Linked DNA regions of Homo sapiens: region 1 is linked to region 2. Evidence: read pairs that join two places in POLR2A ChIA-PET (ENCODE). Cell type or tissue: MCF 10A. All regions are shown on one strand. Each heading gives the region's core, and the rest is flanking DNA. Links, peaks and the distances in the headings are about the cores only. Region 1 overlaps RB1 (RB transcriptional corepressor 1). Region 2 overlaps RB1 (RB transcriptional corepressor 1).

Region 1 (16,511 bases), core at 5,231-9,230, 54 kb before region 2:
AAAACATGATGTTGAAAGAAGCCAGTCACAGAAAACCACATATTGTATAAATTCATTTATATGAAATGTCCACAAGAGGCAATTCAGTAGAGATAGGAAGTAGATTATTGGTTTTCTAAGGCTGGTGGGGAGGACTAGGTGTTTTGAGGATGATGGCTAGAGAGTATGGTTTTTCTTTTTGAGATAATGAAAATGTTGTAAAATTGACTCATTATTGTAGTCAATTTTATAACACTTTTATCATCTCTGTGAATATACTAAAAACTATTGAATTGTACACATTAAATGGGTGAATTGTATAGGATGTAATTTTTTAAATTTCTGTTTTAATTAAATTTTAACTAAATTAAGTTTTAATTACTAACAAAGTAAATATTAATAGATTTAACCCACACAAACAAAAGCTTTTGGGGTCCTTAGTAATTTTAAGAATATAAAAGGGTTTTGAGTCCAAAAAGTTTGAGAACCCTTGCCTGTATTCTCTTCCCCACTCAGACTTGTCTTTCACTCACACAACCATGTTTGTTTTTGCCTGTCCCTGAGTCTTGAAATGCTTTCCTCTGCCTTTTTCTTGACCAGATTTTAAGGTCCATTTTGCCTTTCCTGATCATCCTAGTCTATAGTCATTCTTCCCTCATTTAGTCTTAAATTGTTTATTATCTATATACTTAACTAGTCATTTATAAACTTTGTTTTACTATATGTGCATATCTCATGTTAAATTCATGTAAAGTACTTAAAACAATATCTGACATTGTATTATAAAATGTAGCAGTTAATTACATAAGGGTAAAGAACAGAGAGGAGTCAACTTATGATGACATGCAGGTTTCTGGCTTGTATAACTTAAGTGGATAGTAGTGTCATTCATTAAAATAAGATACCTAGGATTGAATGAGGTTTGCTTGGGAAGATGAATTTCATTTGATGAGTTTTAAGTAATTATAGGTCATTTCAATAGAGGTGTCAAGTAGCAGTTGGATATGTGTGTCTGGAACTTAGGAAAGAAATCTAGGCTAAGATTATGGACCATAAAAAATGCCACCCTTTTTTGACAGTTTATCTTGTGCCAGGCACTTTGGTGAGCACTTCTTAAATTTAATTTTCATCATAATCCATGAGGTAGTTTACCCTAGATCAGGAAATGAATGCTTAGAAAAGTTTAATAACTTGCCCTAGACCACACAAGCAAAATGGCAAGATCTGTGATTTGAACCCAGGTCTTTCTGGCTCCAAAGCTATTAATCCTTATGCTTTGCTGAGTAACTGAAGTTTGGAGAAGGGATAAGATCACTTAAGGGGAGAATATAGTATGAGAAGAGAAGGAGGCTAAAGATAGAATTCTAAGGAGCTCTAACATTTAAAGGATGGACAGAAAAGAGAAGCCTGTGCCTACAAAAGAGATTGAAATAGAACAGCCAGGAAGATAAGAAGAAAATCAGGAGAAGTGGTATCATAGAGAGACCGACCAGGTGCAATGGCTCCCGCCTGTAATCCCAGCACTTTGGGAGGCTGAGGCAGGTGGATCACTTGAGGCCAGGAGTTCGAGACTAGCCTGACCAACATGACAAAACCCTGTCTCTACTAAAAATACAAAAATTAGCTGGGCCTGGTGGTGAATGCCTGTAATTCTAGCTACTCGGGAGGCTGAGGCATGAGAATCGCTTGAGCCCGGGAGGCGGAGGTTGAGTGAGCCAAGATTGTGCCACTGCACTCCAGCCTCAGTGACAGAGCAAGACTCTGTCTCAAAAATAAAATAAAATAAAATTAAATTAAATTAAAAACTGAAAAAAAGGAAAAGGAGAGAGAGAACATTACAAAGTCTGAGTGAGTGCTTGCTCACTCAGACTTTTCAGATAGGAGCTGAAAAGTTTTAGCAACAATGAAGTCACTGGTGACAGTGACAAGGACTGTTAAATGAAGGGGTGGGGATAGGATGAGATCTGAATGAGAGATAAAGTGGACACAGTCAAATAGATGGCTTTTATCAAAAGTTTTGCCTGTGAAGAGAAATAAAGATATAACAGAAGTAAAGATACAGCTTGATGTATGTGAAGTAGAGGGAATATAAACATATTTTTTAAATCAGAAAGGTAGGGTTTAAATATTGATGGAAAAGAGCCATTAGAAGTGTTCTCTATTGCTGGATAACAAATTAGTGGCTTTAAACAAATATTTTATTTTGCTTATGATTTTTTGGGTCAGGAATTTGGGTTGAACTTGACTGGGTGGTTTGTCTCCGACTATGTGTCAGCAGGTGCCTGGAGCTATAGGGTCCACTTCCAAGATGCTTCTTCACTCACAGGTCTGGCATCTTACCGCTCCTTGGTGCACACTCAGCTCTCTTCCTCCCATCCTCCCTCCCTAGAGTGGTTAGAATGTTAAGCTTTGGAGTTTTCACCTGCAGAGAGAAGATAGGAGATTCATAGTGAAAGTAGAGGTTTTAAGAAACAGGATATTTGGCAGGGTGCAGTGTCTCACACCTGTAATCCCAGCACTTTGGGAAGCCAAGGTGAGAGGATTGCTTGAGCCCGAGTTCAAGACCAGCCTTGGCAACATAGGGAGACCCTGTCTCTACAGATAATTTTTAAAATTAGCCAGGTGTGGTGGCACACACCTGTGGTTCTTGGGAGGCTGAACTGGGAGAATTGCCTGAGCCTGGGATGTTAAGGCTGCAGTGAGCTGTGATTGCACCACAGCACACCAGCCTGGGTGGTAGAATGAGATCCTGCCTCAAAAACAAACAAAACAAGCAAACAACCCCAAAACAAACAAACAAAAAGTAACAGGATATTTCATTAAATAATTCATTCATTAAATAATGAAGTTGAACGTAATGAATTTAATGAAGTTTAATAGGTGTAGTGGGAGTAACAATGAGAATGAAAGTGTAGGAGGTTGTAGTCAAAGAGTTGTTTCACCTTAGAATTTCTGGAGACAGAACATTTCTGGGTAGTTTACTGTATTTTAAGAAATGATCTTGGGAGTGCATGAGGATCCTGGCCAAGGAGCCAGAAAGTACAGTGAGCAAGAGTCCAGGACATGTAGCAAGGAGGAATGTGACTGAAATAAAGACTAATGTCTTCAGTGCTTGAGGGGAGTAACCAGGAGACAAGTGGGACTAAATGGGGCAGAGGGCTAGAGAGGTCCTGAAAGCAAAACTCCTGGCTCACTTAAAAAAAAACTAATCTCTCTCTCAATACCTAATCTAATGTCTAACATATAGAATTTAGGTGCATAAAGCATTAGATTTGTAATGTCCTTTGATGAATTTACCTCTTTAATCATTATAAAATGACCCTCTCTTTATCCCTCGTAATATTGTTTGCTCTGAAAACTACTTGTGCCTGATACTAGTGAAGCCATTCCAGCTTTCTTCCCATTAATATCAACATGGCATATTTTCCCCATTCTTTATTTAACTTATACGTGTCTTTATTCTTAAAGAAGTGATTTTCTTATAGGCAGCATATTGTTGGGTGTTGCTTTCTTAAATCTTGCCTAACAGTATCTGCCTTTTAATTGGGATGTTTAGATTTAAATTTAATGTGACTATTGATATGGTTGGGTTTAAATTCTCCATCTTATTATTCATTTTCTATTTGTCTCATCTCCCTTTTCCTCCCTTTCCTCTTTTTCTGCCTTCTTTTGGATTGAATTTTTAAAATTCTGTTTTATCTTCTTTGTAGGCTTACTGTCTATACTTCTTTATTTTGTAATTGTTTTTTGATTTATAATATGAATCTTTAATCTTTAATAGTCTTTCTTTAAATAGTATTACACTACTTCACATACAGTATAAGAATCTTAGAATAGTATATTTCCATTTTCCCTTTTCCAACCTTTGGGCTGTTGTTGTCATACATTTTGCTTCGACAGAAGTTATAAGCTCTACAATACACTCATAACTTTTGTTTTAAACCAATTATCTCTTAAAGAGAATTCAAAACAAGAGAAAAAAGATGTTTTTATTTGATTACATATTTACCTTTCCAGTACTCTTCATTCCTTGTGTAGATCCAGATTCCTTTTGTTTTCCTTCTGACTGTAAAACTTTTTTTGGCCAGGGGCAGTGGCTCATACCCGTAATCCCAACACTTAGTGGGGCTGAGGCGGGAGGATCTCTTGAAGCCAGGAGTTCAAAACCAGCCTAGGCAACAAAGCAAAACTCTGTCTCTATTCTTATAAAACAAACAAAAAGCATTTCTATTTTTTTTTTCTTTTTGAGATGGAGTCTCTCTCTGTCACCCAGGCTGGAGTGCAGTGGCGCGATCTTGGCTCACTGCAACCTCCACCTCCTGGGTTCAAGCGATTCTCCTGCCTCAGCCTCCTGAGTAGCTGGGATTACAGGCACACGCCACCATGCCTAGCTAATTTTTATATTTTTAGTAGAGAAAGGGTTTCACCATGTTGATCAGGCTGGTCTCGAACTCCTGACCTCGTGATTTGCCTGCCTCGGCCTCCTCCCAAAGGGCTGGGATTACTGGCATGAGCCACCGCACCCAGCCAACAAAAAACATTTCTTGTGTGCATGTCTACTAGTGATGAATTCTTCCAGCTTTTATGTCTGGAAAAAAACATTTTACCTTTATTTTTAAAAGGTCTTTTGCTGGGTATTGAATTCTAGGTTGACAGTCTTTTTGTTTTTTCTTTGAGTGCTTTAAAAATATTGCTCCACTGTCTTCTGGTTTGCCTTGTTTCTTTTTTTCTTTTTTTTGAGATGAAGCCTCGCTCTTTTGCCCAGGCTGGAGTGCAGTGGCATGATCCCAGCTCACTGCAACCTCTGCCTCCCAGGTTCAAGCGATTCTTCTGCCTCAGCCTCCTGAGTGACTGGGACTAAAGGCACATGCCACCATGCCCGGCTAATTTTTGTATTTTTAGTAAAGATGGGGTTTCACCATGCTGGCCAGGCTGGTCTCGAACTCCTGATCTCAGGTGACCCACCCACCTTGGCTTCCCAAAGTGCTGGGATTACAAGCATGAGCCACCACGCCTGGCCTTGTTCTTTTTTTGCTGTATCTTTTTCCTGCAGGTTTTTCTTTCTGTATTTCATGTTGAATACCTTCTAAAGCTATGTCTTCAAGTTTATTAATTTTTTTCTTCTGAGGTATCTAATCTGCTATTAATCTCATTTATTGTATTTTTAGTCTTACTATAGTTTTCATTTCTAGAAATTTGATTTGGGTCCTTTTTATATCTTCCATATCTATTTTTATTATGTTTATGCTTTTCTTTACCTTCTTGAACATATGGGATATAGGTATTATAACTTTTTAAATGTCCCTGTTACTAAGTCTAGTACCTATGTCTTTTTAGGTCTGTTTCTCTTGACTGATAGTTCTCTCTCTCTCTCTCTTTTTTTTAAGAGTCGTATGTTTCTGCTTTTTTGACTGCTTGGTGATTTTTTTGTTAGGTGCCAGATATCATGAATTTTGCTTTAGTGGGTCCTGGATATTTTTGTATTCCTTTCACTATTTTGACCTGTGTTTTGGAACACAATTAAATTATCTGGAAATAATTTGACTTTTTTAAGGCTTCATTTATTTATTTATCTGGTTTTTGTTTTTGGACACAGAGCAGTCTTTAATCAATAGCCGATTTTCCTTCACTATCCAGGCATTGCTCTTCTGAGTACTCTACTGAATATCCCATATATGACAAGGTTTTTCCACTCTGGCTAGTTGAAAGCAGAACTCTTCCTGACCCTGTGTCAGCTCCTGGAAGGATTCTACTCCTTCCCATGGTTCTTCCCTGGTTTTGAGTAGTATCATCACATCCATGCACTGATCAGTACTCAGCTGAAGACTCAAGCTTAACCCTCTGCAGACCTCTGGAGTTCTCTTTTTGTAGCTTTCTTCTCTCTAGTATTCTGTCCTGCTAATTTTAGTTTGCCTTGGCATCTCCCATTTCTTAACTCTGTTTCTTCAACTGGGGGACCACTGGGCTGCATTCCAGTTTCTCATCTCTGGACTGTGGACCATAAACTGTCCCCAGGCAGTAAGCTGTGGCAATAATGAGGCTCACCATTTGTTTTCCTTCTCCCAGGGATTGCTGTTCTGTACTGCCTGTTGTTTATTGTGTAAAAAGAATTCTTTTATTTATGTTGTTCAATTTTGTGGTTGTTTAAACGAATCTGGTCCCTGTTTCTTCATCAGAGCTGGCAGGGTTACTAAACGTAAGGCTTAGTGATTGATGAAGTATTTACAAATATGAAATATGTACACTTACAGAATATTTAGGGTATCATTTCCGCTTCCTTGTGTTAAATGCATCAGGTCTTCTGACTGATGCATTATACTGTTTCAGAGGGGTGCTTACTATATGGAGAACATAGAAGTACTAGTTATTAACTATTTTTTTGTATTAAATTTTGGTACGTCACATAAACATTGAGTCTCCTTTAAATGTGTCAAATGTAGCTGACTTACTAATTGGATTCTGTCATACTCTTTTTCTGTGGTCACCAAATATTAGCAAATTTCTTCATTCAGTTACACAAGTACTTGGCCAACATACTTTTACATAAGAAAATACTTAGGATGGGCTGGCAAGATAGCCAAATAGGAACAGCTCTGGTCTGCAGCTGCCAGCGAGATCAACCCAGAAGGCAGGTGATTTCTCCATTTCCAACTGAGGTACCTGGCTCATCTCATTGGGACTGGTTAGACAGTGGATGCAGCCCACGGAGGGCAAGCTGAAGCAGGATGGGGCATCACCTCACCCGGGAAGCACAAGGGGTTGGGGAACTCCCTCCCCTAGCCAAGGGAAGCTGTGACAGACTGTGTCATGAGGAACATTGCATTCCAGCCCAGATACTATGCTTTTCCCACAGTCTTCGCAACCCACAGACCAGGAGATTCCCTCGGGTGCCTACACCACCAGGGCCCTGGGTTTCAAGCACAAAACTGGGCAGCTGTTTGGGCAGATACCGAGCTAGCTGTAGGAGTTTTCTTTCGTACTCCAGTGGTGCCTGGAATGACAGCGAGTTAGAACCATTCACTCCCCCGGAAAGGGGGCTGAAGCCAGGGAGCCAAGTGGTCTACCTCAGCGGATCCCACCCCCATGGAGCCAAGCAAGCTAAGATCCACTGGCTTGAAATTCTCGCTGCCATCACAGCAGTCTGAGGTCGACCTGGGATGGTAGAGCTAGGTAGGGGGAGGGGCATTCCCCATTACTGAGGCTTGAGTTTTCCCCTCACAGTGTAAACAAAGCCACCAGGAAGTTCAAACTGGGCAGAGCCTACCACAGCTCCCTAAATCCGCTGTAGCCAGACTGCCTTTCTAGATTCCTCCTCTCTGGGCAGGGCATCTCTGAAAGAAAGGCAGCAGCCCCAGTCAGGGGCCTATAGATAAAACTCCCATCTACCTGGGACAGAGCACGTGGGGGAAGGCGCAGCTGTGGACACATCTTCAGCAGACTTAAACATTCCTGCCTGCTGGCTCTGAAGAGAGCAGCAGATCTCCCAGCACAGTGCTCAAGCTCTGCTAAGGGACAGACTGTCTCCTCAAGTGGGTCCCTGACCCCTGTGCCTCCTGACTGGGAAACACCTCCTGGCAGGAATCAACAGACACCTCATACAGGAGAGTTCCAGCTGCCATCTGGTGGGTACCCCTCTGGGACGAAGCTTCCAGAGGAAGGAACAGGCAGCAATCTTTGCTCTTCTGCAACCTCCACTGGTGATACCAGGCAAACAGGGTCTGGAGTGGACCTCCAGCAAACTCCAGCACACCTGCAGCAGAGGGGCCTGACTGTTAGAAGGAGAACTAACAAACAGAAATGAATAGCATCAACATCAACAAAAAGGACGTCCACACAGAAACCCCATTTGAAGGTCATCAACATCAAAGACCAAAGGTAGATAAATCCATGAAGATGAGGAAAAACCAGCACAAAAAGGCTGAAAATTCCAAAAACCAGAGCGCCTTTTCTCTTCCAAAGAATGACAACTCCTCCCCAGCAAGGGGAGTTTGACGAATTGACAGAAGTAGGCTTCAGAAGGTGGGTAATAACAAACTCCTCCGAGCTAAAGGACCATGTTCTAACCCAATGCAAGGAAGCTAAGAACTTTGAAAAAAGGTTAGAGGAATTGCTAACTAGAATAACCAGTTTAGAGAAGAACATAAATGACCTGACGGAACTGAAAAAACACAACACGAGGACTTTGTGAAGCATACACAAGTACCAATAGCTGAATCGATCAAGCAGAAAAAAAGGATATCAGAGATTGAAGATCAGCTTAATGAAATAAAGCGTGATGACAAGATTAGAGAAAAAAGAATGAAAAGGAATGAACAAAGCCTCCAAGAAATAGGGGACTATGTGAAAAGACCAAACCTATGTTTGATTGGTGTACCTGAAAGTGACAGGGAGAGTGGAACCAAGTTAGAAAACACTCTACAGGATATTATCCAAGAGAACATCCCCAACCCAACAAAACAGGCCAACATTCAAATTCAGGAAATACAGGGAACACCACAAAGATACTCCTCAAGAAGAGGAACCCCAGGACATATAATCGTCAGATTCACCAAGGTTGAAATGAAGGAAAAAATATTAAGAGCAGCCACTGCTCAAGGAAATAAGAGAGGGCACAAACAAATGGCAAAACATTCCATGCTCATGGATGGGAAAAATTATAGCGTGAAAATGGCCATACTGCCCACAGTAATTTATAGATTCAATGCTATCCCCATCAAGCTACCTTTGGCTTTCTTCACAGAATTAGAAAAAACTACTTTAAATTTTATATAGAACCTAAAAAGAGCCCATATAGCCGAGACAATCTTAAGCAAAAAGAACAAAGCTGGAGGCATCACGCTACTTGACTTCAAACTATACTACAAGGCCACAATAATCAAAACAGCATGGTACTGGTACCAAAAAAGATAAATAAACCAACGGAACAGAACAGAGACCTCAGAAATAATGCCACACATCTACAACCATCTGATTTTTGACAAACTTGACAAAAACAACCAATGGGGAAAGGATTCCCTATTTAATAAATGATATTGGGAAAACTGACTAGCCATATGCAGAAAACTGAAACTGGACCCCTTCCTTACACCTTATACAAAAATTAACTCAAAATGGATTAAAGACTTAAACATAACACCTAAAACCATAAAAACCCTAGAAGAAAACCTAGGCAATACCATTCAGGACATAGGCATGGGCAAAGACTTCATGACCAAAACACCAAAAGCAATGGCAACAAAAGCCAAAATTGACGAATGGGATCTAATTAAACTAAAGAGCTTCTGCACAGCAAAAGAAACTATCTTCAGAGTGAACAGGCAACCTACAGAATGGGAGAAAATTTTTGCAATGTATCCATCTGACAAAGGGCTAAAGTCCAGAATCTACAAGGAACTTAAACAAATTTACAGGAAAACAAACAACCCTATCAAAAAGTGGGTGAAGGATATGAACAGACACTTCTCAAAAGAAGATATTTATGTGGCCAACAAACATATGAAAAAAAGCTCATCACCACTGGTCATTAGAGAAATGCAAATCAAAACCACAGTGAGATACCATCTCATGCCAGTTAGAATGGTGATCATTAAAAAGTCAGGAAACAACAGATGCTGGAGAGGCTGTGGAGTAATAGGAATGGTTTTATACTGTTGGTGGCAGTGTAAATTAGTTCAACCATTGTGGAAGACAGTGTGGCGATTCCTCAAGGATCTAGAGCCAGAAATAATATTTGACCCAGTAATCCCATTACTGAGCATATACCCAAAGGATTATAAATCATTCTACTAAAAAGAACATGCACACATATGTTTATTGCAGCACTATTCACAATAGCAAAGACTTGAAACCAACCCAAATGCCCATCAGTGGTAGACTGGATAAAGAAAATGTGGCACATATACACCATGGAACACTATGCAGCCATAAAAAAGGATGAGTTCGTGTCCTTTGCAGGGACATGGATGAAGCTGGAAACCATCATTCTCAGCAAACTAACCAGGAAGAGAAAACCAAACAACACATGTTTTCACTTATAAGTTAAAACTGAACAGTGAGAACACATGGACACATGGAGGGGAACATCACACACCGGGGCCTGTCAGGGGGTGCGGGTCTAAGGGAGGGATAGCATTAGGAAAAATACCTAATGTAGATGATGGGTTGATAGGTGCAGCAAACCACCATGGCACGCGTATACCTATGTAACAAACCTGCACATTCTGCACATGTATCCTAGAACTTAAAGTATAATAAAAAAACAGAAAATATTTAAAATATATCTTTCAAATTATCTTTTCAAATTTAAATCGAGGGTCATTTTATGTATGAGTATAATTTGTAATGAATAGCCCATAGTTTTAGAGTCCTGATTCATTGACAAACTTATAAACAAAATTTTAAGCTTTTTTGGTATTCTTTTGAAATGTCAAAATTGATGGGAAGCAAACACAAAAGGGAGAACAGTCTGTGGCTCTGAAAAAACCAAAAAGGATATCTGTTGTATGTTTGTATGGTGGGTCATTAACCTTTGGTGTACTTTGCAGAAGTATTTTAAGTATTTACCATTGGACATTATTTGTTTTAAGTTATATTTTGCTGAGAGCTACAACTCAGGAAGGCAAGTGAATTGTAAGATAACGATTAAGCCACATTTAACACTTTTTAAAAGCATGGGCCAGGACAATGAAGCAGTATGATGCCATATATACTTTTACACAACAGCCATGCTAATATAATGATAAAGCAATTATGCTATATTTTTAAAAGCTTCTCATGAATTACCTAAAATAACCATGTATTTACTTTTCTTTGCCAGAAAGAGGAAACATTTTATTTTAATTTTAAAAAATTCAATTCTGAAAACATAGCTAAAGCTTTAACCTTTCTCACTCTGACCCAATATATTCCTAATATAGCTTTGCCCTTGACTTCCACAGCTAAATACTAGTTTCTCAAGTGATTTAGGAGACTTGACTTCATTATTCAAAACTGAAATTATTTAGCTTGTTCTAAATGCAACTTTGCTTCCCACTATGTCTATTTTTCCATTACTTTTCAAATCATCTGGGCTTAAATACTGAGCACTTTCTCCTTTTCTTTCTCAATAGTTTGATAGAGTCCTGTAATTTTTTTTTAAAGCTGTCTCTCATATTTATTATATTATTATTTTAATATACTTCATTACACTTCCCTAGAACAGATCATCAGCTCTCTTTAAGTAATTTGTCTGAGGTCACCCAGTTGGCATTTGAACTCATATTGGTTTGATTCCAAATTCCATACTGGTTTCTAGTAAAGGTCTCTGTCACTGTACTACATTATTTCTGTGAAATCATTCATGCTGTTTTTACTACCTCTATAATATATAGTCAGGCATATGGGACAGTATAAAGGGAGCAATACAAATAGTAAGTTAATTTTATTCTAAGTGAAAGCATAATATGTATGTGTATTTTTTATCCTGAGTAACAAGGGAAGTGTTTTGCCTAGGAGCTAATAAGTAACAAGAAAGGGAAAAGTAACATTTGTTGACTAGCTCCTTTGTGCAGTGCACTGTGACTATTGGTCTGGCTTATTCCTCAGGAAGAAGGATTAAAAGAAGACTTTACAAAAATGAGCAAACTATATTATAAAAGTAAATGCTAGTATGCATATATGTTTCATTCATGCAACTCCTAGAAATGAGAATTTACTATAAGTGTTTTCAGAATCCACAATAATTTAGGTTGAAATTAGGTATTTGGATCAACTTTCAAGGGAAGGGGTGACAATGAGGTGAAATAGACATCTAGATTGTTTTCGTAGACTGAAACATTGGACCTGAGGTTTTTGTTGTTGTTTTACTCTTTCTCTGTTTTTAGTAAAAGATTCCAGGTATGCCTAAAGTCATCTTCTATACGAATGCAAAAATGTAACGACAAAGAAGGGAAAATAAAAGAAGGCAATATCTTAGGAATAAATATTTTATAGTGACATTATTTTTCTGCTAGTGAACTAATAATCTACAAAAATTTTAAGATAGATAAGCAGAAAGAATACAAACAAAAAAAGATAGTAATTTAACTCATATGAATAATCATCCACTGAAATGTAGCAAGGATATGCTACATATGAAATGTAATTAGATGATTGCTTAAAGATCTAGGAATATAAGCTCAATGTAATAAAATAACTTTCTTCATCATTGTTAAGGATTAATAAGGCATTAAATGGGTTTTCATGTGGGTCCTCATATGTTAAAAAGGACAACAATAAGAAAATCTAAAGAAACTGAGATAACTTATAAATCAATGCAGGTATTCTGTGTTAAATGCTTATGTAAGCCTGAGTTCTTCATCCAGATCTGTTTATGATTTTAAACATAAAATCATTTTCATTTCTAAACCTTTGCTCAAGTAACTTGTAGTACCTGAGTCCTATGTCTGATCCCTAAGTCTATTCTTTTCTCTATGTATCTATACCCTTCTTTAATTTTAAAACACTCTGACATATGAAAAAATGCCAGAGTTTACTGTAGAGAAATATTCATAACTTGTCTATTCATGTCACTCCTCCCCACCACACCATCCATATTATACACATTACCCATTCTCTTTGTTCATTAATTGGCAAAAGGGACTAAGAAATTCAAGGATGTCCAAAAATAAAAAACAAACAAAAATCTAACAACTCAGGAATGTCCTGTAGGTAGCTCATAGAAACTTAGTTTAGGAAGTAGTGCTCATCACTTGCTTACTTCTTTGGAAGTTTGTCTGATAATTATACAGACCAGCATCAAAATAACTCTCATTTATGTGTGTGACATTTCAGTGTAGAAGTAATAATAGGTAATGTTTTTGCATATGTCCTATTATAGGTACTGTTAAAAGTGCTTCAGTGTATTAACTCATAACTTCTCACAACTCTATGAAATAGATTCTGTCATCACTGTTTCACAGATGGAGAAACTTTCCTGTGTCCACAAAACTGGTTGGTGACAGAGCCAGAATTTTAACTCAGGCTATCTGGTTCCAGAGACTATACTTTTAGCCTCTATGTTGCCTTTTAGTGTATATTAGTTTACTGTTTGGTATGTGCATTGTCATGATTCGTTTATTTGCTCATGTTTTATCTGTGTTTGTATTTTTGTGTTTGTGAGTGTTACTATGCTATGGCAAAAAGGGCCTAGACTTTGAATTAGCGGATCTTACTTAATATTCACAGAAGCCTGGAAGTGTAAACACTGCTATCCCTATTTTATAGATAAAGAGACCTGAGGTCCAGAGATGTCATGTAACTTGCTTTGGTGTGGTTCTGAACAAATTATGTCTCTGTATCTCAGGTTTCCTTGTATGTAAAATAGGGATAACTTTCAGTTGTTGTGAGGAATAAATGAGCATTTATGAGAATAGTAATTAGAAACATAACAATTAATTGTTAGTACCCTTCATTCCTTTTCCTCTGCTATACAGTGATTTCATAAGAACAGAGAACCGAGGATTCAGTTACACAGTATTAACCTGTTTATCTTGGCTTACTATAAGTACAGAGAATTTTTCTCTTCTCTTGAGGCACCCCTCCTCCCCCATCACCTTCTCAAAATGGAAAAAGTTCAGGGGGAAAAGGCATCATGGGACTCCAGCATTGTTAAGTATGGGCAGTGTTCACTGTTATATTACAGTTGGAATTTGTTATGTTGCTTTAGTTATGAATCATGTCAGTAATTACCCTGAGGGTGGTGTTAGTTCACTATTCAAGTACAAACAAGAAGGGAAGTAGCAATGGTAGAAGAATAGCTAGGACATACTCTCTGTACCTAACCTGTGGGATGGAAGCACATATACTCTTATTCAGAGAATTTTATAAAGAGTCATGATGTTAGATAATTACTTGAATTTAGTTTTAGAATTTTCAGTTTGTAAACTTACAGTCAAATCTTAACTGGAATTGTGAGGAAGGGCTCTAGAATTCTGGATATGCAAGAAACAAAGAAGAGAAATAGGAGAAATCGATCCTAATTAGTGTGGCTTCTGAATTTCTGCAGCAAAATAAAAGGCTGTTATTAATTATTGAGTTTACTAAAATTTTAGAACTACTCTAAGGCAATTATGCTTCAATCATCTAAGCTTACTTACCTTTAATTATAAAATAGAACAACTTTTTGGCATTTCATTTTTCCAACTATTTATAGCATGTTTTAAAAACTCTGAACTGTCACGACCCAGTCTGTTTCAACATACACATTTGTGGTCCTTGGTGTTGTTACTAATTTACTTAATTGGGTCTTCATATTTTCAGCTTTTCTCAGAAATGGCCAAATATCAAAGGTATTTTTGGTGTCTTCCTGTAAGTGCTAGATTTAGAACATGATAAGGAAACGTAGAATAGGAAACAGCTGGATTTGTTTCTTAGCCTTTTCAAAAAAGCCTTTTCTTACTTTGCTAAGTTTCAGTGGTTCTTATCTCCACTAAATATAACAACAAATTTATCTTTAAGATTTTGATTATATTCCTTAAGAATTCTTCAAAGACTAACATAAATCTGTCTTGCTATCTTTTAAGTCTGGTCATTTTATCATTATGCCCTTTTCTTATTTTAAGATAATTTAATTGTCTAAAAGTTTTTAAATTTACATATTAAGTAATGATAGTTTTTATATTAGGTTTTATCATTTAGTTTTTTTCTTTTAAACATTAAGATGAAAAAGGTGGAGAAGTGAAATTACTTGTCTTTTACATGAGTCATAAACAAAAATGAACATAGGATACACTAATCCAATACTGAACTTACTATCTGTTCTTGAAAATATAATTTTTTTGCATTATCTTTTTCATAGGAATATCAGACACCTTTAATAGTGTACACTTTTAGATTGGCATCTGATTTAGTTGAACCCACATATTTTAACGGGGTCTTCTGAAAATAAACGTTTGCACATTTCAGTTCCAATGAAGAACAAATGGCCTGGGGAAGGGATGGAGAGTGGTAAAGAAATCCCTTGTAGAAAACCTTTTTTTTTTTTTAAACAGATGAGTCTCACTCTGTTTTCCCAGGCTGGAGTGCAATGACACAATCATAGCTCACTGAAGCCTTGAACTCTTGGGCTCAAGTGATCCTCCCACCTCAGCCTCCTTAGTAGATGTGACTACAGGTGTGAGCCAACACACCCAGCTAATTTTTTTTATTCTTTGTAGAGACGGGGTCTTGCTGTTGCCCAGGCTGGTCTCAAACTCCTAGACTCAAGTGATCCTATTGCTTTGGCTTCCCAAAGTGCTGGGATTAGTCATGAGCTGCCACTCTTGGCCTACAGAAACTATTTATATGTGTCCTTTGCTTTATTTTTCTTTAAATGCAGGTCCATTTTTTCCCCTCGTTTTAGGTAGCTAAGATTATATTGAATCATGTGTGTTTCAGTCTTTGTCATCTCAGGAAGTCTTATGAGACCACAACATAAAGTATAGTAATTTTTGTCCAATAATTTTGGCCATTAGCAAAAATTACCTATATGACATATAAATCAAATGGTATAATTTTTTAGTGCTAAGTCTTAAGTAGTATTCATTTTTATTTAAATAAATTGCTTCTGTTCGTAAAGTACTATATATAAAACCTTTTTACCTTTTTTATATATAAAACCTATGATTCATAGGTTTTATGTCCTATTAAAATATGAGCTAACAATAATTGGTAAAATTAGTTGGAAAATTATCAGTTTTAAAAGAAAATTAAATTGAAGGTTATGTTGTTAGTAATTTAAAGATCTCCTGTGTTTTGATGTAAAAACACTATTTTTTAGCAGCAGTCAAAGGGCTTAAGTAGTATGACTTTTTGTGTAACTTGGATTGTGCAATTGCTTTTAAAAATGAAACTATTTCTCATTTATAATGAGATAATGGAACTCAGTGTATCGGAAGAGCAGACTGAACACACACTTCTACCTCCTTTCTCCCCGCAAACCCTACAGAAGTGACAAAAAAGACACATATCACAGGGGAGTGAAACCCAGCAGTACTCAGACTGTGAAGCAGAAAAACTGTGGAGGGAAGTGGAGGAGTTGATTCATTTTTTTAGTATAAAAAATAAATGATGAGTGTATTGTGGATACAATAAAGTAGAGAAAACCACAGCACACAACACCCCCAGGAAAGGGGACTGGTGGAAGTGGGAGTCTTAGAGAGCCCCCAAGCTCAAAGTAGCAGATACAGAGAGTGGGGCAATAATCAGGAAGGTTTTCTAAAGTGCTGTTTGGCAATGGTCCTCAAACTTGAGCATGCATCAAAATTACCAGGAGGGCTTGTTAAAACACATATTACAGATTGCTGGGCCCAGTCACAAAGTTTCCAGTGTAGGGTCCAAGAATTTGTATTTCTGATATGTTTCCAGGTGATACTGATGCTGCTGGTCTGGGTACTACACTTTGTGAGCAACATTTTAAGAACATGAAACACCTGGACCAGTCCCCCATCTAAGGCCATGCCAGCCTATGAGAATAAAAAAAATGCACCTCTGTAGTCCCAGCTACTTGGGAGGCTGAGGAGGGAGGATTGCTTGAG
Region 2 (16,511 bases), core at 12,495-16,494:
AAAAACACCCTGGCCCAGGAAGTCTCTTTAACCCTACAGCCGAGACTCTTTCTCAGCCCAGGAACACCAGGCCTGTAGAGAGACACTATTCAGGGGTTTCCACTATACACCATTCCACCAGGCAGCTTGACCTGGTGAAAATGTGTAGGTCCATGTATCCACCACCACAAGCAATTGCACCCATATCCCTCCAGCCTCTCTACCCCTGTCCCTAACACCTGGCCACTGCTAATCTGCCCTTCAATTCTCAAATTTTGTCATTTCAAAAATGTTATGTAAGTGGAATCAAACAGGATTAGTTTTTTTTCTCATTCAGTATAATTTTCTGGAGATCCATTCACGATATTGCATGTATCAATAGTTCATACCTTTTTATTGCTGACTAGTATTTTGTAGCATGAATGTACTACAGTTTCTTTGGCCAGACACATGTTGAAGAATATCAGGACAGGTTCTAGTTTTTGGCTATCACAAATAAAGCTGCTATGAACATTTATGTTTAGTATCAGTATGGGTTTTCTTTTCTCTGGGATAAATGCCTAATGAGTAAAATTGAAGAGTTGTATGGTTATTTTGCATTTTCTTTGATAAAAGACTGCAAAAGTATTTTCCAGAGTGGTTGAATCATTTTAAATTTCCGCCAGCAATATACGAGTGAGTGATCCAGTTTCTCTGCATTCTTTCCATCATTTGGTGATGTCTTTATTTTTTATTTTAGTCATTCTGATAGTGTAAGGATATCTCAGTGAGGTTATAATTTGCATTTCCCATCAGGATGATAGCTAATGATATTGATTAACCTTTCCCTGTTTATTTGTGACCTGTATTTCCTCTCTGGTGAAATTTCTCTTCATGTCTTTGCTCATTTTCTGATTGGATTGTTTGTTTTTTACCATTGAGTTTTGAGGGTTCTTTATATGTTCTCAATACTAGTCTTTTTTGTTAGATATGTGGTTAGCAAATATTTTCTCTTGGCCTGTAGCTTCTTTCTTCATCTTCTTCACATCATGTTTCTCATCCAAAAGTTTTTAATTTTCATAAAGTCCAGTTTATCACTTTTTCCTTTTATGGATTATGCTTTTGGTGTCAAATCTAAGAACTCCAGATCCTGAAGATTTTCCCTTATACTTAAAAAATTATAGTTTCACATTTTAAGTCCATGATCCATTTTAAGTTTATTTTTGTACAAAGTTTGAGATTTGGGTTGAGGTTTTTTTAGGGGGTGCTGAGTTGGGCACCATGGATGTTCAGTTGTTTCAGCACCATTTATTTTAAAGGCTATCCTTTTTCTATTGATTTGCTTTTGTATCTTTGTCAAAAAGGGAACAAAGAAAAGATGAGACAAATAGATGTAGAATTTAAACTAATTATATTAATAATTGCATTAAATGTCAGTGCTCTAAGCAGCCCAATTAAAAGGCAGAGATTATCAGAGTGGATGAAAAACAAAACCCAACTCTATGCTATCTAAAAGAAATCTATTGTAAATATAAAGACACGAATATGTTAAAAGGATGAATGAAAAGATTAGGTCCTGGATGGAACTGAGGTTAACTGAGGATAATTTTAAGATTTGTACTATGGGTGATTAGGTGGTTGATAACACAATTAACCAAAGTAGGTATTGAAAGACCATCTCATAGCTGGTTGGTGATGAAGGAAATGAGTTCATGTTAATGTTTGAACCTATTATATTTGAGATGTTTGCCACATATTCATGTGGATATCTTTGGTGTCCAGTTGGAAATATGGATCTAGAACTTGAAAGCATAGTTTTAGTCAGAAATGTAGACTTAGGAATAATATAGATATAGTTAAAATCATGAGGCCAATTGCTGTGGCTCATGCTTGTAATCTCAGCACTTTGAGAGGCCAAGGCAGGCGGATCACCTGCGGTCAGAAGTTCGAGACCAGCCTGGCCAACATGGTGAAACCTCATCTCTACTAAAAATACAAAAATTAGCTGAGTATGGTGGCACATGCCTGTAATCCCAGCTACTCGGGAGGCTGAGGCAGGAGAATCGCTTGAACCCGGGAGACGGAGGTTGCAGTGAGCCAAGATTGCACCACTGCACTCCAGCCTGGGTGACAAGAGCAAGACTCTCTCTTAAAAAAAAAAATCATGATAGTGGCTCAGCCAGCATATGTATTGGCAAGCAGATCTGCAGAAATATTAGTATTAAAGGACCAGCAAGGTAAAATGGAAAAGATCTTCAGAAAGGCCAAGGTCTGCCAAAATTCTTCTATTTTCTATTCTAGTTTCCTCTTGCGAGGCAAAACAGTCTTAGAATTTAGCTTAGGGTGGCACAAAAACATTTCCTGTAATGTAGTTCTAATAATATTCCTTAAAATACCCAGAAAACAATAGCAATTTCTGCCTTCCACTTCCTCTATTGTTAATTTTTCTACTAGCACTACTGACTTGTACTTACTTTGATAATCAGAATCTCTTTTAGGAGCACCTTGACTTAATAGCCTTGGAGTCCTTTACTTTCTAGACAAGTTCATGCTTGCCTTAGAAATGTATGTTAGTTATGAAAAGTCATGTAGAACAGACTTATAGCTTCTACTTTTTCTATCAATATTATTTACCCAGTGAAATTTATACTAATCTTGCTGACAGTGAGAGCCTGGTTTCCTTCACAAGACTAAGTAGCAAAACAGAGTGAAGCGTTGTTCAGAGAGCAATTAGGCTGACAGTTAATTTGAGTAGATAAGTAATAACATGAGTTGAGTACAAGAGAAAACTACTGCCCAAGTCCTGGATAGAAACAATGCTTTAGAAAGAAATATACATATTTTACTTTCAAAAGTTAAGTATTCCATGAAATATTTTCTTTATAGTTAAAAAAGATCAATTGCTATATTAATTATCTGTTAGAACAACTAACATTTATTATCTCACACAAATTCTGAAAGTCGGGAAACTGGGAGTGGCTTTACTGTGTGATTTTGACTCATGTTTCCTCATGAGAGATTCTTAAATTGTCAACCAAGGCTGCAGCTAGTTTAAGGCTTCACTGGGATTGGAGAGTCTACTTCCAAGTTCACTCGTGTGGTTGTTGGCAGGCCTCAGTTCTTTGCTGGCTGATGGCCAGGGGCTTCATTTTTTTTGCCATGTGAGCCTCTCCGTAGGGCTACTCCATAGCAGCTCCCTGCCTCAACCCCAGTGGAAGAGATCCTAGAGAGGGAGAGAACCTAAGATGGAAACTGCAGATTTTTATAAATTCATCTCAGAAGTGACATGCCATCACTTCTGCCCTATGTCATTGGCCCACAGACTAACCCTGGTACAGTTTAGGAACTGTCTGCACAAGGATATAAATACCCAGTGTCAGAGATTATTGGGGTGATCTTGGAGGCTGGCTGCCATAGTTATGACTTAGTGTCAATTAGAAAACAAATCCTATTATCAGTTTTCTTGTTTGTGCTTTGCTGTAGTTAATTTGACTCATGATATGGCTGCATCATATGTCAATATTCTAGAAATATTTACCAAGTGTCCATTATATGCTTGGCACTGGAATTTTATTTTAAGAACTCCCTGAAAGTCCCATCTGAACCCTGGTAGTCACCTGTCTAAAATCCTTCAGCGAGTTTATATTTTGCTATTTCCTTGCTATGAAATCTGTATTTTAGCATTATGGAAAGAAAAATTTCTGTCTCAAAGGCTTGTGTGCCAGGTGCCCTTCTAAGCACTTTACATTTATTATCTAACTTAGTTGTCAAAACAGCCCTATAGTAAGCATTATTTTTCTTATCTTATAGATTAGCTGCATGAAGTTTCCCCAGGGCCATATTATTTTTTCTTCTCTTGCTTCTGAGCACACTATTCTTCTGCTTTTTACTTAAAATAATTTGTTCTTTCTTTAGGATTCAACTCAAGCATAATCTCTTCCAAGAAGTTTTCTCTAATGCTCCTAATCTGAGTTAGTTGTCTCTTCTGATTTTCATGGCACCCTGTGTATTCTTTTATTCTGGTACTTAGCACTTTGTATTGCTATTTTTTATTTACTTATCTGTTTTTTTTTTCATTAGACTGTAAACTATAGCATAAAAGTTCAAAACAAAGGCTCTGAAATCAAACAGTTTGGAACTGTGTCCTGGATCCACCACTTATTCATGTGACTGGACAATTTACTCCTTGTCTACCTTTCTTCACTTATAAAATGGCATTTAAAAAATAATTACCTTCTTTCTAGAGTTTGTTGTGAGAATTAAATAATATAAGTAATGTGGTTGGTGCTATGTCTGGCATTCAATAAATGTTATCTGTTAAGCTCTTTGAGGGTAGAATTATTGATTGCTTATCATGTGCCATGTATCATACCAAACTTTTTATATAGGTTATTTTATTTTCACAACAACTCTATGTAGTGGGTACTACTATGAATGTGCTATTTCTCTTAGCATCTCTAGATGAATGGATCAGTGAATGAATGATAGATGGAATTGTGGCCAGTGGAACTAATTGTAGGGGTAAACAGCAACCTAGAAACATGGTTAAAAGCATGACAATGGGCAAAGAAAGAGTGAAAGAGGCAGTAAGCAAAGGAACGTGACTCCCATACTAGTATAGCAGCTAACGGCACAAGTTTTAGAAACAGGTAGACTTGGGTTTGAATCACTGCTCCATCACTTATCAGCCATATAATATGGGGCAAAATTTATAATTTCTATAAAATACACATATCTACTTTATGGACGTATTTTGAAGATTAAATGAGATAATATATGTAAAATATTTAGCATAGAACCTAGCATATAGTAGATATTCAATAAATATTAACTAGTACTATTATTAAATTAAGATAATCATGAAGACAGAATTTTGGTAGTGAGGTAGTGAGAGAAATAAAATAGAATCATGAAGTATAAGGTAATGACTTTGAATCATTAATCATAGTTATCGAAATCAGGCATGATAGAAAGATTACGGTTGTTAATCTTCCTTATAGTGCAATATCCTCACCAGTCCACACAACATTTTTGCCCACTGAGTCTGGGATAAAGTTAAAAATTAATCCTCATAAACTAAAGTTAATGAAATGTTCAGAATATTCTGCCTTCTTACCGTATCATCACTTTAGCCCAAATGCTGGGAAAAAGAGAAACAAAAGTCTTCTGTCAGCTATTGAATGTGTTATGATTTAGAGAATTTCTGAGATTCACAGTAGAGTCTGTACTTTTTACATTTGATAGACCTCAAATTTGCCTGAGTTTTTAGTGTTCCAGAAAATAGGCTTTGGGGAAGGTTTGAAAGAAGGCCTTTTTGAACCTAAGAAGACAAGAAATTGAACTGTTATCACAATATTGCTATTTAAGAAAGAATATTAAGTCACTTTTCAGAAATTTATATCAGAATTAGAAAAATGCAGAAATATAGTTTATACTTCTTAAGGAGGTGGTGGAGGAGATTAGATAGATACATGCATACATATATACATAAGTCTAAATATTTTTATATGTATATGAGAGAAGTATCAGGAATAGGGTAGGAAGGAGATAGAATAGTAGGATTACATTAGAATCTGCTTAGGAGCTTTTCTTACATGTAGATATTCTCTCTTTTTGGGTATATCAAAATCTTGGGAGTAAAAGGGAAACCTGGCATGCATGTTTAATAAAGCTTCCTTGGGGACTCTGATATATGCTGCCTCCCAAATAAATTACAAGCCATATCAGGAAATAGGAGTTTACAGTATAAAATATAACCGAAAACTAAAGTCAGATGTTCTACAAAATATTAACTATTTTTCCTGAGATAGAAGTGGTTGAAATTTGGGAGATAACTTTTGCTATGTTCTGTGAGGCAAAGAGGAGGGAGGCTAGAGTTGATGAAGACATCTTTCTTTTATGTATGATATTGTCTATGTTGGGCCCTGTTAATTTTCATTTACTTATGTACAAATAGCTAATGCATATTTTTTAACTTTAATGTTTGTTATTTACATGCATAGCCTGATGGGCACATGATCCAAAGTTTAATTTTTTGGTTGAAATTTAGTATTTGGCTTCATATATATAAAGATTGGGGTAAGGCGATCTGCCTTGCCTTTCTTCTACTGTGTCAAAGAATTTATGATCAAGGGCTAGAGTCAGTATTAATTATATGATTTTGTTTTAACCAAGAAGAACTTAGTTAAATTTAAAATTGTAGTTGCACTCATAGATAAAGGGTTTTCTTTGTTAAAAGGTAAAAAAGAGACATCTCTTATACTTGCTTAACTTTTCATTTAAAAAATTAATGTATTCATAATAAATAGAAAATGAAAGGAGCTTAAAAAGCAAATTGAACACATAGTTATCAGAGAAAACAATTTTAAAATTATGATTTTAAACTCTCATCTGTATTGCTAAGAATGCCCTATATTGTAATATTCAAGGTTTGCTTATAATTAAAATGTAGGGAAGAAAAAAAGAATCCTGCAGACATTCTAAGGATGACCTAGGCCATTGATAGTCTAAGCTTGAAATTAATCATTAGATTTTCTGAACTCTTATTACACTGGATCTGTTCAGTCTGCTTTAACAAAATACCATAGATTTGGTGGCTTATAAACAACAGAAATGTATTTCTCACAGTTCTGAAAGCTGGGAAGTCCAAGATCAAGTTTCCAGCAGATCTGATATCTGGCGGAGGCCTGTTTCCTGGTTCATAGATGGCACCTTCTTACCATGTCCTCAGATGGTGGAAGGGACAAGGCAGCTCTCTGGGGTCCCTTTTATAAGGGTACTAATCATCCTTTTCATGAGGGATGTGTTGAAACTAAATTGTGCCTGAAGACCCTTATGTTACCTTTACATATCAAATTTCTATTGTATCTGGCCAACCTTTGATTTTAAGGCACTAGGGCAAGAATGACCAACGGGTTTCCAAACATATAGAAGTAGTAACATGTGCATATCAACAAAAATCACTTGGTAGGAACCCAATACTAGCTAATAAGCCTACTCCTACTGTCTTAGATCTAGTTCTGTTTCAGAATTGGAAGCTTTAAGGATTATGAAATTCTGGGAACTTGGAGTAGGTCCACCTAGAAGTAGAAGCAGCAAAACCCAAAAAACCAATACAATTTTTAATAGTGTTGTTTAATTTTTAAGTGTTATTTACTAGAAAATAAAACTATACTGTGTTTAATCATCAAGCAATTTTTAACAAAAAAGTTTAGCACTAGGAATAGGTTAAACTTGACACAATTTGCTATCATAGAATTATATATATGGGTAAAGGGTACCAGTTAGATTCCCATTGGCAAAAACCTGGTGATTTTCATTCTGTGGTATAGAGATCCTAGTTAAGAGGCAGGAATTATTTAAAAATGACTTTAATTTTGATCATTTAATTATAGGACCTATTTATTCACTTGTTTTTAACTTATTCACAAATCTTAGTCATGAGCATTATTAATAGATAATTTGATGCCTTGTCACTTAGCAGTACAAGCATGTTTATTTCTGACTTTTAAACTCGAATTCACCCTTCTTGTGTTTTTCTATTCAGTCGTAACCCACTCCTTCTACATCTACAAAATTTGGTGAGGCATCTTTGACTTTCATCATATTCAGACATGCTAGCTTCAAGAACTTTCCTATTCCTCTTTTAATGTCTGTTTCTCACATTGTATTAGTTCCTTTTATAGTATTAATTCTTCCTACAGTATGAATTTTATTTTTTTTTTTTGAAATGGAGTCTTGCTCTGTTGCCCAGGCTGGAGTGCAGTGGCACCATCTCCACTCACTGCAAGCTCTGCCTCCTGGGTTCACGCCATTCTCCTTCCTCAGCCTCCCGAGTAGCTGGGACTACAGGCGCATGCAACCATGCCCGGCTAATTTTTTGTATTTTTTGTAGAGATGGGGTTTCACCGTGTTAGCCAGGATGGATATAGTATGAGTTTTTATTCATTTTGCAAATATTCATCATAGATATTTTTGTCTTATTTCAGTTAGAACAGGATTTTTTTCTTTGGATTCAGAAGGTAACTTTCCTACTGTACTTAGGATAAATTCCACAAAAACTCTTTAACAAGGTTTTTTTCCTGGCTATTAGAAAGGAGGAAGACCCTCACTGAATTGAAGATAGTAATGATGGGTGAGGACTTTGACTTCTGTTAACACCTCATTCAGATAAGTGACTATTTTAGTTTAATTACATGAATTTTGTCATCTCCCTTGGAGCTGCCTCCCAGAGCTGGTATATCAGACATCCTCAAGTAAACCTGGACCCAATTTTAGAAATCTTGGCTAATTTTGAGTTAGGAAGTCCTTTCTTTAAACAATATTTTAAAATTAACAGAACAATCACAAAATATATTTTACATATTGCACTTTTCAAAATACTTTAAATATTTAAAAAAATACCCAACACCACAAAGTAACTTAGTTTAAAATAAAATAAAAATTTTTGAAATCAGACCTAATCAAATTGATATATCTCTCATTTTCTTTGAAAATTTTGACCAAGATATCAATTAATAAATCCACTTTGAAAGACATTTTAAGACATTTAATTAATAAATCCATTTGAAACACATTTTAAAATGTGTTTGTTCATGTGTATAAAATTATGTCATTGATATAACATTACTATTCCTTTAAACATTGTTATGTTCTTAAAAATATCTCCTCTTAGTCTATAATTTAGCGAAAGGATTACTGTTTTGAAAGACTTAAAAAAAATGCTTAGCTATTTTTTAGCTAAGAAAAAAGATTCCTTTTTCAGTAAATGGATAAAGCTGAAAAATAAGAAATTAATAAAATGTTTTAAAGAAAGAGTCATAAATATCTTAATATTTAATTCTAGGAAGCTTCTCTATTCATTTGCTTTTTTATTTTTAAAAAGAAGTTTAAAAGAGTTTTAGTTTTAATATCTATAAACTTCAAATGTTATTCCACACTCAAAAAATATTTCTAATGTATTAAGTCACAGTTTACTAAAATAGCTAAGTTTTCTGATTCATAAAATGAATAATAACACTTAATTTTAAGACTTATTTTGAAGATTAAATGAGGTAATACATTCAAATAAAACCTTTTAAACTGAAAGTACTTTCATTCTTGTGTAAGGAAACCATGAAAGTAAAAGACACATCATTCTATTTTGCCAGTGTATCTTAAATTAACTAGCTTTTATTGTCAGTTTAGTGTTCAGGGCACCAAGGGTACATTTCATACTAAGATTGTGCAAGTGAGAGTAAATGCCTCCTTAAATTTTCCATCTTAGGCACCTCCGTTGCTTTTAGACCTGGCTATGTTTTATATTGCTTATATACATTTTTTTTTCTTTTGGAAAAAAGATAAGCTGAAAAACATTTTTGTTGATGACATGCTATTGCTGAAATAAAAACCCAGAACATAGTGATGTGTAGGAAAAAACTCTCTCAAACCATGTTTTTCTTCTGCTCTCATACCACCACAACAGTTGTCAACACAAAAGACTTCTGTGACAAAATGTGTGGGTTTTTTTCCCCACACACTAAGCAGCAGATACCAGCTGGGCATCCTCCAACTCAGTTCTGATACTGTCTACTTGGAGATAGTGTCAGATCCCACTGGTTGGGGTCTCAGTGCCCATACCTCATACCCCCAGACACCATCCTAGGCCTCCAGAACTTCTGACCTACTGGCTTCAAATTGGGGTTCTCACACCACACTCTTCAGGTTCAATTAATTTGCTGGAGCTGCTCACAAAACTCAAGGATACTGGGCACGGTGGCTCAAGCCTGTAATCCCAGCACTTTGGGAGGTCGAGGTGGGCAGATCACTTGAGGCCAGGAGTTCAAGAACAGCCTGGCCAACATGGCAAAACCCCGTCTCTACTAAAAATACAAAAATTATCTGGGTGTGGTGGCATGCCCCTGTAGTCCCAGCTACTCCAGAGGCTGAGGCACGAGAATCACCTAAACCCAGGAGGCAGAGGTTGCAGTGAACTGAGATTGTGCCACTGCACTCCTGCCTGGGCCGCAGAGCAAGACTGTCTGAAAAAACAAAAAGAAAAAATCAAAGGAAACACACTTACCGGTTTATTACAAAGGATATTGCAAAGGATACAGATGAGGAGATGCGTAGGGTGAGGTATGGGAGCAGGGGTGCAGAGCTTCCATGCCCTCTGGGGGCCACACCCTCCAGAAACCTCCATGTGTTCAGCTATCCAGAAGCTCTCCTAATCCAGTTTTTATGATGTCAGCATTGGGATTTTTATGATGTCAGCATTCCTCCCCTACACTATAGGGCAAAAACCATCTCTGGGGAGGGTCTTAAAGACACACAATTTACAATGATGGGGGAAAAATTAGAGTCCTGCCTTGGAACAGGTTAAAGGAGGGCAAGAGAAGGTCCGAGGCCTGCCCCTGAGGCCTACCACACCAAACGTTATAACAACACAACAGTTTTTATATATTTTCAGTTTTGCATAATATGAAGTTAAAGACTTAAGTAAATTGAGTAAATAGTAGTTTTTTTTTTTTTAATTTCACAGATCAATAGAGTTAACTCCTGAGTTATATGCATACAACCCCAAAGTTGTTTGCTGTCTGGAGCTGTGCCTACACCCGCCTGGCATATTCTTGAGACATTGGAGCTAGGAAGTTGGAAATTGATAGAAAATTTTGTCACTTGTAACAGAGCTAAAGCAATATGGATTATGGTGGACCCTATCACTTGGAATACTTTCCTGAAAGCAACACAGGTCATCATTGCCAAATATTTTTAGGACCCCAATTCTGTACTAAGTGCTAGTGATGTGATAGGAAGCCAGACACAATTGAACTAGCTATCTCTATATTAGTGACTTATCCTAAAACAGAGTTTCTGTTGTAATTGGTTTACTGTTTCTCTTAGAATATTTAAACGTTTTACCATGGTCTTTCAGATTCTGCGTGATCATACAGCAACCTCTTCTTTAGCAACCTCTCCACTATCCCACCCGGGTACTTTAGTTCTGGTGGCCTCTTTCATTTTCTGAAAGAACATCAGTTTCTTAGCATATGATCTTTCATCTTTTGGAAGATCTCTGCCCCTTCTCCTTTCAAAGCACAGCCTCCTTCTCACATTTCAAGACTCAGCGTCCATGTTACCTTCCCAGATCAGCCTTCCTTGAACCCACCCCATCCACCTGGATCTCCCTGTTTATTCTTCATGAGAGAACCCTGTTCTTTCATAGGATTTTTCTGAATTTGTCATCACATACTTATTTCCTTGTTTGTGTGCCTCTTCTCACCAGACCCTGAGCACCGTGTAAGTAGGAACAAAGTATTATTTCAAAGACCCAAGTCTGAAACGGTTTATCTGTTTATACTTAATGGCTAAGGTATACATGTACACGTATTCTATTTGACTAACATTTGAGGTAAAAAACATGGGGGAAAGGAGCAGATAACACATATTTTTAGAGGATTTAGAGTATATATAACTAAGAAGGTTCCCTTTATTTGTTATTTTTTGGGAGGGAATCCTGCTCTGTCACCCAGACTAGAGTACAGTGGCACGATCTCAGCTCACTGCAACCTCTGCCCTCTGGGTTCAAGCGATTCTCCTGCCTCAGCCTCCTGAGTAGCTGGGATTATAGGTGCGTGCCACCATGCCCGGCTAATTTTTATATTTTTAGTGGAGATGGGGTTTCACCATGTTGGCCAGGCTGGTCTTGAACTCCTGATCTCAGGTGATCCACCTGCCTCAGCCTTCCAAGGTGCTGGGATTACAGGCCTGAGCCACCATGCCTGGCCCCATTTTAAATCTTATTCTCACTTTGAGGTGGAGTTAATCTCAGAAAACTTTGAGATTAAGTTATCTTAATATCAACCTTCTCACTTTATTCATTTATTCAACAAATGTTTATTGAGCCCTTACTGTGTGCCAGGTAGTTTTAAACATTGGGGATACTATTGAATAAGATAGACAAAGCCCAAGCCTTCCTGCATCTTGCTTGCTAGTAGCGAGATAATAAATAAGAAAATAAATGAATTTATAACATAACCTCAAGTGGTGATCAATACTATGAAGGAAATAGAGCAGAGGTAGGAGTAGCAAATAAATGGGAATTATGGCTGTCTTAGGCAAGATGTTTAGACAAGGCTTTGCTTAGGAGGTGCTATTTGAGGAGATATGTGAATAATGGAGTGGGGTGAGTCATAGGAAGCATGGTCAAAGAGTATTTTGGGCAGAGGAAACAGCAAGTACAAAAACCCAGAGAAAGGAAGAATTATGCCACAGTCATGGAATAGAAAGATGACCAGGATGGCTGGAGTAAGAAGAGTGTTAGAGCATGAGGTCTGAGAGGTATCAAGGGGCCAGAACTCATGTAGTGTTTTGTAAACCAAGATAAGGCATTTGAATTTATTCTACGTGTGACAGGAAGCTCTTGCAGGGTTTTGAGTGTGGAGGTGGGTTAGGGAGTAACATATTAGCTCTATGAGGACATCTAGGAGGCAGCAAGAGTAGAAGTATGGAAACCAGTTTGTAGGATGCTTTTGCAGTGGGACAGAAAAGAGATAAGAATTGCTTTGACTCTAGCAATGGTACAGGTAATGAAAAGAAGTCAAACTTGGAATATATTTTGAATTTAGAGCCAATATGACTTGCCTGGTGTCTTGGATAAGTATGAGAGAAAGAATAATAATGATGACTCCTTGTCTTTTTTGCTTTGGGCAACTGGATACAAGGAGTGATTTAATGATATGGTAAAGACTAGGGAGAAGCAGTCGTTTTTGGGGGGTGGTAGAGGATGATTAAAGTTTATTTTATACATAGACATCAAGTGAAGATGTTGAGTAAGGTCAAATAGGGCAGATGCTTCTGAAATACTCCTTCAAGGCTATTTAGTATCTGACAAATGGAGCATTGTTACATTTATGGCTCTACTTCCTAGCATAGACATACAACATATACTGGGTGGATGGATGGATAACTAGGCATACAGTCATACGTTTGAGGAAATAGAGTGTTCTTTGTATAATGGCACTCATAGATGTAAATAATCACAACCATAATAATATCAAATATTATATATTACTCTGTGTCAAGCACTGTTCCCAATTCTTAACATTATTAATTCACTTCTCATATACTATGATTTAAGTTACTACTATTATCATTAGTATCTCTGCTCTACAGTTGAGAAGCTTATTGAGGGTCATGTAGCTACAGGTGGCCAGGATTTGAACCCATGTACTGTGGCTCCAGAGTTTGTGCTCCTACCTACTGCACTATAGTTTTCCCGTGATCATGACATACTCATCATCATAAACCAATATCTATATATCTGTGTGACCATTTGGTTTGGGGTGATGGAGTGATAAAAGTGATATTTGAATGAAATATGAAGACTATTGGTGAAAAATGCCACCTTAATCCTTGGAAGAGAAATTTACTTTTAGTATAATCCTATTGGGTGAATCTGAAGCACAACTAGATTTTATCTCATATCTGAAAGGTATCTAAAATATCTAATTAGTGTACTTAAGTCCTATTAATCACACATCTTTGCAAGGTCTCAAGAGTCTCCTAAAATTTCATTGTTTGAAAGAAAAATTGGTAGTAGGCCACTCTTGAATATATGTGGGTTTATACTCATACCATTTTAGTTAAAGATTTTCAATTCATCCATGGCTAGGAAGTATAAAATATTTAGTATAACAGTATGTGTATTAGCTGGAATGAATTTCCTAAGTGTTAATTGTTAGCATTACTTTGCTCAGATGAAAGCCATTATTTACACTGCAGTGCCCCTAATGAATATAGGAAAAGATGACTTGTCAACAAAAATTATATGATTGGAGTTGTAGAGTCTGCTTCTTTTTCCAAAGCATACATGCCACCTTCTCTTTTTTCTCCCCGCCATAAAATCCAGCTCCTGTAGGACACCTTTTCTTCTGATGCCTCCATAGGAGACAACTCATGCTCACCATCTCCACCTTTAAGAATTATTTCTGTAGTGAGTCACTATTACAGATAATAACCCATCTCCTGTTGGTCTGCTGAAACTGAAAAAGGGCTGAAAATTGTTAAACTTTTGCAGTGATATGTGTAATGACTATATGATTATCATGCCTCTTTTTATTCACAGCTTATCAAGTACCTACTTGACATGTAGAAAGGAAAAGAGTAAAGTTAAGAAAAGACAGTTTGTTTCTCCTGAAAGTTTAGAGTTGAAAGCGCATCTTTAACACATTCATACATACATCCAAGAAATTCAAATAAAATAATCAAGCCAAATCACTGAAAGCTGAGAAAAGAGTTGAATGTTCAAGTGGCTACTTGAAGTCACTTCATGTGATGTATCATGTAATCCTGCAAAATGAGTGCTGTATTCCTGTTTTTCAAGTAATGAAACTGAGGTTCAGAGAGCAAAACGTTTCATTGCTAGTAAACTTCAAACTAGTAAACAAGAATTTGAGCTTATATATCTCTAATTCCAGGACCTGTGCTTTTATTGCTAATGGCTTTTTTAAAACTTGTTCTTCATGCTTTTTTTTATTGAGTGAATTAAGAGCAGGATAAATAAGAAAAATAGTATTTAGTAATGTATTGCTTAGGCATGAGTAACTTCCTATTTGAAAGAACTGTTGCGTAATCGCCGTTTTTTTTTCTTTCTTTTTAAATTTCTTCTCCCTGCATAGTTTCTGCATCTCCCAGATCGCCTTTTTGTTATTTTGTTTTGGCATATTTATATTAGGGACTTTCTGGAAATATTTGATTGCCACTCATATAAAAGAGTAAATCACTAAAAATTAGTTAGAAACTCTGAGCACCTGGATGAGGTTTGGGAACTTCATTGTATAGTTATTTGGTAGAGCAATTTCTTAAGAAACCCCCATTGCGTATCTTTAGGTTTTTTATCCTGTTACTCAGTACCTCACTGCCCAAAGTACCTGGTATCGCCACTGCCACATCCTTTTGGTGGGTTAAAAGTTTATCTGGTTTGCCTGTTGGCTTTCCTTAATGCTGAGTTCCAATTCAGTTTTTTCTCACCTACTGAGTAGGTTACCATTTGTGTATCTGCCTTCCAAGCTTTCAAAATTTTGTATCTCCAGCCTGGACAACATAGGGAGACCCTGTCTCTACAAAAAAAATTTCAGAAAATTAGCTGGGCACCATGGCGCATTCCTATAGTCCCAGCTACTCAGGAGGCTGCAGTGAGCCATGATTGTGCCACTGTGCTCCAGCACGGGTGACAGAGCAAGACCCTGTCTCTTAAAAAAAAAGTGTTGTATCTGAAAGGTTTATGTCTTTTAAAATAAGTCAGTTTATTGCCGTTTTAGTGGGGTTTTATGAGAGAGAGTTAATGTCTGCATTCATTTGGCATCTTTAACCAATGTTGTTTATCTTCTGCAGATTCCATTTAATTTAGTTTGTTGTAGTTTTAGTCATCCAGAAGTTTCCAATTTATATGAATTCAGATCTGTTCATATCCTTTGCCCACTTTTGAATGGAGTTGTTTGTTTTTTTCTTGTAAATTTAAGTTCCTTGTAGACTCTGGATGTTAGAACTTTGTCAGATGGATAGATTGCAAAAATTTTCTCCCATTCTGTAGGTTGTCTGTGCACTCTGATGATATATATATATTTTTTTTTTTTTGCTGTGCAGAAGCTGTTGAATTTAATTAGATCCCACTGTCAATTTCTGCTTTTGTTGTGATTGCTTTTGGTGTTTTCATCATGAAATCTTTCCCCATGCCTATGTCCCGAATGGTATTGCCTAGATTTTCTTCTAGGATTTTTAGAGTTTTCGGTTTTACATTTAAGTCTTTAATTCATCTTGAGTTAATTTTTGTATAAGGTTTACAGAAGGGGTCTAGTTTCAATTTTCTGCATATGACTAGCCAATTCTCCGAGGACCATTTATTTATTTAATAGGGAATTTATTTAGGACCATTTATTTAATAGGGAATGCTTTCTCCATTGCTTGTTTTTGTCAGGTTTGTCAAAGATCAGATGGTTGTAGGTGTGTGGTCTTATTTCTGAGTCCTCTACTCTGTTCCATTCGTCTGTGTGTCTGCTTTTGTACTAATACCATGCTGTTTTGGTTACTGTAGCCTTGTAGTATAGTTTGAAGTCAGGTAGTGTGATGTCTCCAGCTTTGTTCTTTTTGCTTAGGATTGTCTTGGATATTTGCGCTCTTTTTTGATTCCATATGAATTTTATGAATTTTGGTTCCATGTGAATTAGTTTTTTCTAATTCTGTGAAGAAAGTCAATGGTAGTTTAATGGGAATAGCATTGAATCTATAAATAACTTTGGGCTGTATGGTCAGTCTTACAATATTGATTCTTTCTATCCATAAGCATGGAATGTTTTTCCATTTGTTTGTGTCCTCTTTGATTTCTTTGAGCAGTGGTTTGTGGTTGTTGAAGAGGCCCGTCACTTCCCTTGTTAGCTGTATTCCTAGGTATTTTATTCATTTTGTAGCAATTGTGAATTGGAGTTCATTCATGATTTGGCTCTTTGCTTGCTTATTGTTGGTGTATAGGAATGCTAGCGATTATTGCACATTGATTTTGTATCTGAGAGTTTGCT

What was found. ChIA-PET counts read pairs that join two places held together with the same protein. Peaks named below come from ENCODE experiments on the same cell type or tissue, not always from the same donor. Only the 100,000 strongest peaks of a DNase experiment are listed, where the experiment ranks them.
Region 1: POLR2A ChIA-PET joins it to region 2 with 5 read pairs; 5 of 35 experiments call an interaction of 5 or more read pairs at or near these places.

Annotation. Positions count from the first base shown.
Region 1 is chr13:48,387,412-48,403,922 of GRCh38, forward strand. The region is part of intron 17 of RB1 (RB transcriptional corepressor 1); the gene reads left to right. It also overlaps a transcript of LPAR6 not described here. Among named protein-coding and RNA genes, the nearest start is that of LPAR6, 17 kb to the right of the region's middle. In MCF 10A, for the core only: no CTCF peak of the experiment used is centred there; no DNase peak of the experiment used is centred there.
Region 2 is chr13:48,434,535-48,451,045 of GRCh38, forward strand. All of the region lies in intron 17 of RB1 (RB transcriptional corepressor 1), which reads left to right. It also overlaps a transcript of LPAR6 not described here. Among named protein-coding and RNA genes, the nearest start is that of LPAR6, 30 kb to the left of the region's middle. In MCF 10A, for the core only: no CTCF peak of the experiment used is centred there; a DNase peak (open chromatin) is centred at 14,567.